2 separate regions of the Homo sapiens genome follow, and region 1 is linked to region 2. The links are chromatin contacts, found by Hi-C or POLR2A ChIA-PET in ENCODE. All regions are on one chromosome and are shown on one strand. Each heading gives the region's core, a stretch centred on a gene start or an enhancer-like site at or near the end of the contact. The rest is flanking DNA. Distances are from core to core; before and after follow the strand shown. Region 1 overlaps GPR137B (G protein-coupled receptor 137B). Region 2 holds the start of EDARADD (EDAR associated via death domain).

Evidence for each region. Hi-C counts contacts between places; a loop is a spot of excess contacts on that map. ChIA-PET counts read pairs that join two places held with the same protein, here RNA polymerase II (POLR2A). Pooled maps may share reads with other maps.
Region 1: a loop to region 2 is called in a pooled map, with 2.9 times the contacts of the local background. The contact joins the enhancer-like site here to the promoter of EDARADD in region 2. A Hi-C loop is called at or near these places in 2 of 37 single-sample maps with no recorded cell type and 2 of 50 pooled maps. POLR2A ChIA-PET finds 5 or more read pairs at or near these places in 3 of 52 experiments (Panc1, activated CD4-positive, alpha-beta T cell and activated T-cell).

What each region holds. Positions count from the first base shown.
Region 1 is chr1:236,157,512-236,162,605 of GRCh38, forward strand. The region is part of intron 1 of GPR137B (G protein-coupled receptor 137B); the gene reads left to right. Among named protein-coding and RNA genes, the nearest start is that of GPR137B, 18 kb to the left of the region's middle. RefSeq lists a silencer at 1,060-1,109 and enhancers at 2,075-2,124, 2,225-2,674, 2,765-2,814. Within about 2 kb of position 2,705, at least 5 of the 41 ENCODE cell types and tissues checked have a DNase peak (open chromatin) inside an H3K27ac peak, as active enhancers do.
Region 2 is chr1:236,392,400-236,397,354 of GRCh38, forward strand. It overlaps EDARADD (EDAR associated via death domain), which reads left to right and starts at 1,887. Exons shown (of 6, transcript NM_145861.4): 1 at 1,887-2,106. The coding sequence starts at 2,046. RefSeq lists an enhancer at 2,509-2,558 and a silencer at 2,759-3,168.

The sequences.
Region 1 (5,094 bases), core at 1,455-3,954, 230 kb before region 2:
GTGCCCGGCCCGATTCCACACACTTAGCCATCCTTCTGTGTCCCTCTGTCAGAGAGGGCTACCGGTTGTGGCCTGTTATATAGGAGTAGCGTCGTCTGTCAGTATATGTGGGGGACTGGTTCCAGGACCCCCAAGTATGCTCAGAGCCCCACATACTCACATCCCTGTAGAACCTGCATGTACAAAGAGTTGGTCCTCCTTATATTCAGGTTTTACGTCCTGAGAACATCGTAGTTTTGATTCCCATTCAGTTGAAAAAAATCCATGTATAGATGCGCCCATGCAGTTCAAACCCATGCTGCCCAGGGGCCAACTGCACTGTGCCTTAGTGAAGATGCATGAGCTAGAACTGTGTGTATCAACATAGATACCTTCCAAACACATAGTCATGAGGGAATAAACAAACTGCAGAAGGTTATGGAAGGTATTAATGCATTCATATAAAGTGCAAAACCATACTGGACGGTACTCTGTATCTTTCACGAATCCAGATTTACCTAGTGAAAGCCTGCCTAGCCATAAAAACACCAAATTCAGGATAGTGATTACTTTCCTGGGAGCAAATGGCACCAGGAGGGGGCAGGCTGGGAGCTCCAGCTGTGTCATTTTTATTTATTAAACCACAGCTGGGGCTGGGCATGGTGGCTTATGCCTGTAATCCCAACACTTTGAGAGGCTGAGGTGGGTGGATCACCTGAGGTCAGGAGTTCAAGACCAACCTGGCCAAAATGGTGAAACCCCTGTCTCTACTAAAAATACAAAGATTTGCCGGGTGTGGTTGCACGTGCCTATAATCCCAGCTACTCGGGAGGCTGAGGCACGAGAATCGCTTGAACCCGGGAGACAAGGTTGCAGTGAGCCGAGATGGCACCACTGCGCTCCAGCCTAGGCAACAAAAGTGAAACTCTGTCTCAGAAACAAACAAACAAAACATAGCTGGAGCAAACGTGGCAAAGTATTAAGGATGGAGTGCTGGGTGCATGAGTATTTGCTGTTATTTCTTTGTATATACATAAATTATTTTATAATATAAAGTTTCAACCTGCCATGCATTTGTAACATTTTCAGATGAATTTGCATACATACGTTTTGAACCAGCGTGTGTGATAGAGACTGGTTTCTTTAGTCAGGAGTCTGTGCTTGGTGCACTAAGAGTTTCAGTCCCCCTCAGTTACTGCGAGGGTCTCCTCAGGAGTCTCAGCCCACAGGCAGCTAGGATCAGGATGCACCCCCTTTTAAGGATAGGGGGATTATGAAGTGTCCAGAGAGTGGTGGCACAGAAGTGGAGACACTAGGGTGTCCAGATGTGGGTCCTGGCTTAGGGGAGAGGATTTATAAAGTAAAATGGCTGCAGAGATTCTGAATCAAGCGCAGGTTGGAAGCATAGTGCTTTGTTGGTACATCAGAGACACTGCCTCCAGGGACATCAGAGGTGACTTCTGTTGAGTTCTGCTGACTGCACAGGAGACACTGTCATACCCACAAAGAATAGCAGGGGACATTTCTGCCAGAAACACCACTAAGACATTAGTAAAAATGATTGTAACCCAGCTACTCAGGAGGCCGAGATGGGAGGATCACTTGAGTCTAGGAGTTCAAGACCAGCCTGGGCAATGTAGGGAGACATCATCTCTAAAAAATAAGACAAATTAGCCAGGCATTTGGGCTGCACCTGTACATAGTCTCAGCTACTCAGGAAGTTAAGGCAGGAGGATTCCTGGAGCCCAGGAAGATGGAGGCTGCAATGAGCTATGATGGCACCACTGCACTCCAGCCTGGGTGACAGCAAGACCCCGCCTCTTAAAAACAAACAAACAAACAGAAAGATTGTAAGACAGCAAATGTCAACTTGAGTTAGTAGTTGAAAAAATAGGCTTGGCGGGGTGGCTCATGCCTGTAATCCCAGCACTTTGGGAGGCCGAGGCAGGCGGATCACGAGATCAGGAGTTCAAGACCAGCCTGATCAACATTGTGAAACCCCGTCTCTTTTTGTATTTGTAGAAATACAAAAATGAGCCAGGCATGGTGGCGGGTGCTTGTAATCCCAGCTACTCGGGAGGCTGAGGCAGGAGAATCACTTGAACCTGGGAGGCAGAGGTTGCAGGAAAAAAAAAAAGAAAAGAAAAAAAATAGGCAAGCGGGAGTTCAAAGGGTGGGAACAAATCAGTGACGCGTGAACAGACTGATTTATGAGGGCAGGGGGCAGAGTCCAGCAGCTGCTCAAAGGCCTTTATGCTTCTGTCGAAACAAGTACGTCACATGCAGAGCTCTAGGCCTTCCTGTGTCATCCGAAAGGATGGGGTGAAGGCCTGGGTTACCAAGGGGGCACAAGTCGCCCACAGGTCCGGGATGAGGAGGCCTTGGCCCACTGTGGGAGCGGGTGGTGCGGAAAGCCCATGAGGGCTCTCGAACATTCCCCAGCGCCTGACAGCGGCCAGCTGGGGACATCTCCCAGCCGTGGCTCAGCCTTCAACAAGTCAAAAAGCCAGCATCACCCACAGCGTCATCCCCAGATCTATTCTAGGTTCTGAGGTTCTAGGTGGGACTTTCAAAAGCAGAAGAAACGATGCTAAAACCGAAAGGAATTTGCCATTAGGGAGAAATGCTTTATTTTCACCAGATGACAAACTTCAGGGTTTCTGATCAAAGTTGCTGCAATTTCTTCTTTCTCCTTCAGGCCTGATTCTGCTCCCCTCCCCTGTCCTCCCATCCTTCTTGCCACAACGGGGGAAGCCCTGAAAAACCCCGGTGTTTTCATAGGCTGTGTGGAGCCCAAGGAAGGGGAGGGAAAGGAAGTGGGGCTCATTTACCACCATTCAGTTCCTGATCGGGTTCCCCAAGAAGCAGCTGGGACTCTCCAACCCAACCTCACTTCCCCGGGGTCCCTGTCATTAGGCAGATGGCACTCCCATGGCTGTCCCTGCCATGTTCCCTCAGACCCCTCCTTGCTGCCTCAGTTTCTCAGCCCTCCACCCTTCCCTGCCTCCTGCCTCTCCCTGTCTGCCCTTCTCGGGACCCAGGCTCCTTCTGTCTGTCCACAAGCATGCTCAGGTCTCCCCATCTTAAAAACAAGGTCTGGACCCCCTGAATAACCTCTTTCTTGCATTTCACAAACATGCGCTTTTGGAAAGCAGTTTATGCTCTTGAATTGACTCACTGCTCCCACTTCCTCCTGCTGCCATCCAGGGTCTGCCTGTTCCCCCTCCAGCCTCCCCGTCAGTCGAGCCTGCCCTTGGCCAGGCCCTGTGGCAGCTTAAGGTGAAGTGGTCCAGCCTGTCAGCCGCACTGGACACCCTGACTGTCTCCTGCCCGGGGCCTCTCTCCCCTGCAGTCTTTGAGGCCTTGACCACTGAGGGGACTGCTCTTTGACCTCCTCCCTACTCTTAGTTTTTTTTTTGTCTTTTTGTTTTTTTTTAAATAACAGCTTTATTGAGGTATAATTCACATTTTCTGTGCTGTCCCCATCTCGAAGTGTACCACATTCAGAGTTGCGCAGTGACCCCACAGTCCACTGTAGACCTTTTCCATCCCAGAAGGAACCCCGTGCCTCTTAGTGGTCACCCTCCAATTCCCCGCCACGCCCTCCAGGCCCAGGCATCATGAATCTGTGTTGGGCCTCTGATTTGCCTTCATTTTCACCTTCTCTGTCAACCCATGGTCTGCAGCCTTTGCTCTGCTCTGTATCCCAGGGACCTCTCTCACAGCACAGGTCTGCATTTCAGCTGTGCCAATGCTCCCCCGAAGCTCTCCGCACCCTTACCCTGGACAGCGGCCTCTTCCTGGCTGGTCCACACCCCAGCCCGACCTTCTGCTGCCCTCCCCAGCTCCGGGCTCCTGCAGCACCTTCTCTCCTCACCCCCTCCCTCACTGCTCCTAAGTCCACATGCAGGTTCACACCTCCTCATGCTTCCCACGCCTCCATGCACTTTTCACACCTCCACACATCACATCTCCTCACACCTCCACACACACTTCACACCTCCTCACGCCTCCCACTCACACCTTCTCACGCCTCCCACATCTCCACACGCTTTTCACACCTCCTGTTATGGTTTGGCTGCATCCCCATGCAAATCTCAACTTGAATTGTATCTCCCAGAATTTCCAAGTGTTGTGGGAGGGACCCACAGGGAGGTAATTGAATCATGGGGGCTGGTCTTTCCCATGCTATTCTTGTGATGGTGAATAAGTCTCACAAGATCTGATGGGTTTATCAGGGGTTTCTGCTTTTGCTTCCTCCTCATTTTTTTTCTCTTGCCGCCGCCATGTAAGAAATGCCTTTTGCCTCCTGCCATGACTCTGAGGCCTCCCCAGCCATGTGGAATTGTTAAGTCCAATTAAACCTCTTTTTCTTCCTAGTCTCGGGTATGTCTTTATCAGCAGTGTGAAAATGGACTAATACAGTAAATTAGTACCAGGAGTGGGGTGTTGCTGAAAAGATACCCAAAAATGTGAAGCAACTTTGGAACTGGGTAACAGACAGAGATTACAACAGTTGGAGGGCTCAGAAGAAGACAGGAAAATGTGGGAAAGTTTGGAACTTTCTAGAGACTTATTGAATGGCTTTGCCCAAAATGCTGATAGTGATATGGTCAATAAAATCCAGGCTGAGGTGGTCTCAGATAGAGATGAGGAACTTTTTGGGAACTGGAGCAAAGGTGACTCTGGTTATGTTTTAGCAAAGAGATTGGTGGCATTTTACCCTTGCCCTAGAGATTTGTGGAACACTGAACTTCAGAGAGATGATTTAGGGTATCTGGCAGAAGAAATTTCTGAGCAGCAAAGCATTTAGAGGTGACTTCAGTACTCTTAAAGGCATTCAGTTTTAAAAGGGAAACAGAACATAAAAATTCAGAAAATTTGCAGCCTGACTATACAATAGAAAGGAAAAACCCATTTTCTGGGAAGAAATTCAAGCACGCTACAGAAATGTGTATAAGTAGCAAAGAGCCTAACGTTAATCCCCAAGTCCATGGGGAAAATGTCCCCAGGCCATGTCAGAGACCTTCATGGCAGCCCTTCCCATCATAAGCCTTAAGTCCCTTTTGTGGGCTGGGCCCAGGGTCCCCATGCTGTGTGCAGCCTAGGGACTTC
Region 2 (4,955 bases), core at 637-3,136:
TGAGGTCTGTAACTCCTTGGCTCAAGTGACCCTCGTGCTTCACCCTCCGAGAGTAGCAGGGACTACAGGCATGTACCACCATGCTCAGCTAATTTTTTTTTTTTTTTGTCAGAGTCTTGCTCTATCACCCAGGCTGGAGTGCAGTGGCACAATCTCAGCTCACTGCAGCTCTGCCTCCCAGGTTTAAGCGATTCTCCTGCCTCAGCCTCCCAAGTAGTTGGGTGCCTGCCACCACACCTGGCTAATTTTTGTATTTGTATTTGTATTTATTTATTTATTTATTTATTTTGAGATGGAGTCTCACTCTGTCACCCAGGCTGGAGTGCAGTGGCATGATCTCAGCTCACTGATCCTCCACCTCCTGGATTCAAGTGATTCTCCTGCCTCAGCCTCCCAAGTAGCTGGGATTACAGGTGCCTGTCACCACGCCCAGCTAATTTTTGTATTTTAAGCAGAGACGGGGTTTCACCATGTTGGGCAGTCTGATCTCGAACTTCTGACTTCAAGCGATCCACCCACCTTGGCCTCCCAAAGTGCTGGGATCCAGCTAATATTTAAATTATTTTGTAGAGACTGGGTCTCAAAATGTTGCATAGGCTGGTCTTGAACTCCTTGCCTCAAGCAATCCTGCCACCTTGGCCTCCGAAAGTGCTGAAATTGCATGTGTGAGCCACCATGCCCAGCCAGTATTTTCACATAAACATTATTTCAGTGAATTCTCACAATCCTGCAGACACTTGCAGACTCAGTTTTGGTTTCTTACTTAATGTAACACAACCTTAGAGTGACAGGTCCATCAGCGAAATCCAGCATATTTGACTCCATGATTACCAAATGCACTATCTCCATTTATTGGAAAAGGAAAATTGGAGGTCACTCAAAGAGCAGTGAAGTTATGGAAATATGAAATTTTTCACATGACTCTGAGATTGAGTGTTTGGGTACTATCGGGAAATGTTAAAAATGTCCATTTTCTTTTCTTTCTTTCTTTCTTTTTTTTTTTTTTTTTTTTTTGAGACAGAGTCTCACTCTGTCGCCCAGGCTGGAGTGCCGTGGTGCAATCTCAGCTTACTGCAACCTCCACCTCCCAGGTTCAAGCGATTCTTTTGCCTCAGCTTCCTGAGTGGCTGGGAGTACAGGCATGTGCCACCAATCCAGCTAAGTTTTTTGTATTTTTAGTAGCGGTGGGGTTTCATCACATTGGCCAGGCTGGCCTCGAACTCCTGACCTCAAATAATCCACCTGCCTTGGGCTCCCAAAGTGCTGGGGTTACAGGTGTGAGCCACTGCACCCAGCCCAAAAATGTCTATTTTCAATAGTGGTTTAAAACACTCTTGGACAGCAAAAGAAATAAAAGTTGAAGGACATTGTGACAGCAAATTGATTGTATGGGAACTCTGGTGAATGCGAATCATTTTTAAATTACTTTTTTTGTAAAGTGCAAAACAACAATAGCACCCATTTGCGTCATACTTTATAGTTCGCAAAGCACATGGGAAAAATAAAGGTAATGATGGGGATCGTTGCAATTCATAGGAAAGGAGGCACGAGGAAATGAAAATGAAAGGGAGTAATAACTACGTAACTAGTCAATCTTCCTTAAAAAAAAAAACCCTTAAAATATACCACCATCTTCTATTTGATATAATGCAGAATGGGAATGATAAAAACATGAATTACATTTCAGAGTTTCAAAAAGCAAACCAGCTTTATAGCAATGCTTGAGGTTGGGCTGCTAACAAGCTCACTCAACTAGTGTTTCCTGACGGCCAACGTCAGAATAATTCCATCTCCATGAGAAGTACAGAAAGAACCACAAACCAAACCTCCAAATTGATTCTAAGATAAAATACCCTTAAAAAAAATTTCCCTTCCTATCCGAAGGCAGACCAAGAGGAAGTTTATCCTCCCACCTACAAATTCCCCAGAGAGCTTTCATCTAGAAGGTTTGACTCTGGCCAGACAACCAGCGAGCATCTTCTCGCAATCTGTTGCTTCTTCCATGGCAAACTCCAGAGAATTAAGAAGCCAAACTCAACATCGCCATGGGCCTCAGGACGACTAAACAGATGGGGAGAGGCACTAAAGCTCCTGGTCACCAAGAGGGTATGTAGGCATTTGCTGTCTTCCTGGATTTCTCAGAGCTGAGTTTTTAGCCAGAGGTTGCTTATTTACGATAATTCTTGGATATATTATACACTAAATACTATTATTATCTTTTTCGACCCGACTTTTATCTTTCTGTTCTTATGTGTGAAGGCAGAGAAAGATTATTTAGAGCTCTTCAAAGATTCCTATTTAATTTAAAATGCCTGTCGCCTTCCTATAATAGGCTTATGATGGATGATAGCTTTAGTTAAAATGTAGCAATCTTAAATATATTCTTCATAACCAATTCCAACGTGTTCTCACTTAAGTAATGGGTATAAAACCCCACTTAAGCGTAATATTTTAAATATTTGAAGCCATCTTTTCTGAGAGAACCCGAAGCTGTTTTTTCTAGAGAAGCTGTGAGTGTGTATTGGGCGACTTCTGTTCACTCCTTTTCTGCAGCACTCACCCTGGAGGTCATGTAGTAACTAATGCCAAAGAAAAATCAAAATAGAAAGTACCAGCGTGTGCCATCATGCAGCGGCAGAGCCTGCTTAAAGATCAGGAAATTTGTCTAAATATCAGATCGCCGGCGGGCATCTCAGCCCAGGCCTGTGTAAGGGGAGTTCTGGTGTCTCAGCTGAGGGCGTGAGTAGGGAGCCAGGAAAGCGACCCGCGACTGCAGCCGTTTCTTAAGGCCAGTCCTTCGCTCGCAGTCTGTCCCGGGCGGCAGTCGTGTCAGCCCCCCGCTAGGACCCGCCCAGGGGGACGTGGGTACCGGGCAGGACGCGCGCTCTGGGCGCTGGGGACGCCCGGGACACTCGGGGCCCCGCCTTGCGTCCCAGCCCCGGGTCGCGGCACCCCGGCTCCCGCCCCGCGCCTCTGGAGGGAGGTACCGAGGGACGCGCAGCGAAGGGGCTTTGCTAATTGCCAAAGCAGGAAGTGAGCTCGTGGAAGAAGCGAAGGAGGAGAAGAAGAAGGGAGGGGAAGGCGGAGGAGGGCAGGGGCGCGCAGAGCCACGGTTTGCTCCAGGCGCGTCGGAACCGCAGGACTTTTCATCCCCGTGGTCCCACGGTCCTCCCGCGCCCCGGAGGCCTGCCAGCCCCGCTCGGACGCTCGTTTGCCCCTAACCCGCCGCCATGGCTTCACCGGACGACCCTCTGCGCGCAGGTAAAGGGACACAGCGCCGCGCCCGCTCCTGGAGCGAGCACCGCGGGGCGGGAGCTCGGGAGGCGCTCGCAGCAGCCGCAGGGCTATCGAGGCCGGGCCTCGGCGACCCCCGAGGGAGGCCCGGGAACCACCCCCGACCCAGGCGCCAGACCCGGAGTCGCACGGGGCTCCCAGTCCAGCCCCGCGAGCGGCTGCTGACCGCCCCTCCCGCGCTCGCCAGGGCCCCTGCCCCGCGTCAGCCACCGCGCGCCTTCCCCCTGCCCATGCCGCAGCCCCCGTGGCTTTTGTTCTGGACTCGGGATGCCAGGTTGAGACACGTCCTGCAAACCTCTGGCAGAAATGGGCGCAAGGGGGTGGATTTCGTTTTCGCCTCCCGGGCTTTTTCTTTCTCCCCGCTCACATGCCTTCTCATTACTCCTCTTCCTCTCTCCCATTGCACTTTGATGAAATGGTTTTGTCTGTCTAAACATTGGCCCTCGGAGCTATTTCATCAGATAGTATCCGCAGAATCGAGAGGCGGATCCCACCTGTGGGATCCCATCTGTGATTAGAATGGCCTCTAGTTCTGTCTTTATTTTAAAATATTGTGTGTTGGTACCCGAGGTCGGAGTGGAGATTTTTCTCTATTCTCTCACGTGAATCTAAAATCCGTCCCAGACCTCGCTTTCCTGGAGTTCTCTCTCTCCGCTGTCCTATAACCTAGACGGTGACATCCGTGGGTGTTTCTTGAACACACGAATGAATGATCTATCCCTCAGAGTACACTGGGGCTTTACTTGGTTTTGTTGAGGTTGGAAACACTGAAGAGAGTTACACAGAACCTGATATAACCGTTTAGATAAACGCGTTTCCTATTTCATTTCTTGAGCTTGGGCAGGGGCCGAGTTTGAATGTTCCATCCTTAAATTGTGGCTTCAGCAGTCAAAAGGAGACAGTGTGTCTGCAGGTGGTCAGAAGACTACACCCAACAACTAAGTTGGCATTGTGATGGCTGGGTTTGGGGGCGTTTCTTGGAAACTTCAAAGAAAGATCTACCTTTTTTTTTTTTAAGTGGGGATTGTTAAACATTTTATCAATTGGATGCGGAAAATAAATACATTGTCTAGATATTCTTCCCCATCCCCATACCTATTGTTTGAAAAAACAGAAGGGGAAACAAAGGGAGAAACCCTCCTACTGCCCCATCCCACTCCACTCCTACCCTAGCATCCACCTCCTTTTCTGAGAACTGAATTGACAAGGTGCCAAGGGGTGTTTTAGGCTGGATTTTACTACTAGTGGCCTCAGATCTCATTAAATGATGATTGCAGGGGTGGGGGGTGGGGGAATTCAAAAAGATCTTGAGAGAGATACACTGCATGGAGATAAAATGTAAAATCTACTTGGGCTCCCCTAAATCGACAGTACCAGGCAAGATGGGGGCTGGGAAACAGCTCAGCAGTGACCACAGTGTGTAAAAAGCTCAGTGGCTGGGTGCAGTGGCTCAGGCCTGTAATGCCAGCACTTTGGGAGGCTGAGGCAAGAGGATTGCTTCAGGCCAGGAGTTTGAGATCAGCCTTGGCAACATAGTGAGACCCTGACTCTACAAAAAATAGAAAAATTAGCCAAATGTGCCAGTGCATACCTATAGTCCCAGCTACTCGGGGGGCTGAGGCAGGAGGATTGCTTGAGTCCAGGAGGTCGAGGCTGCAGTA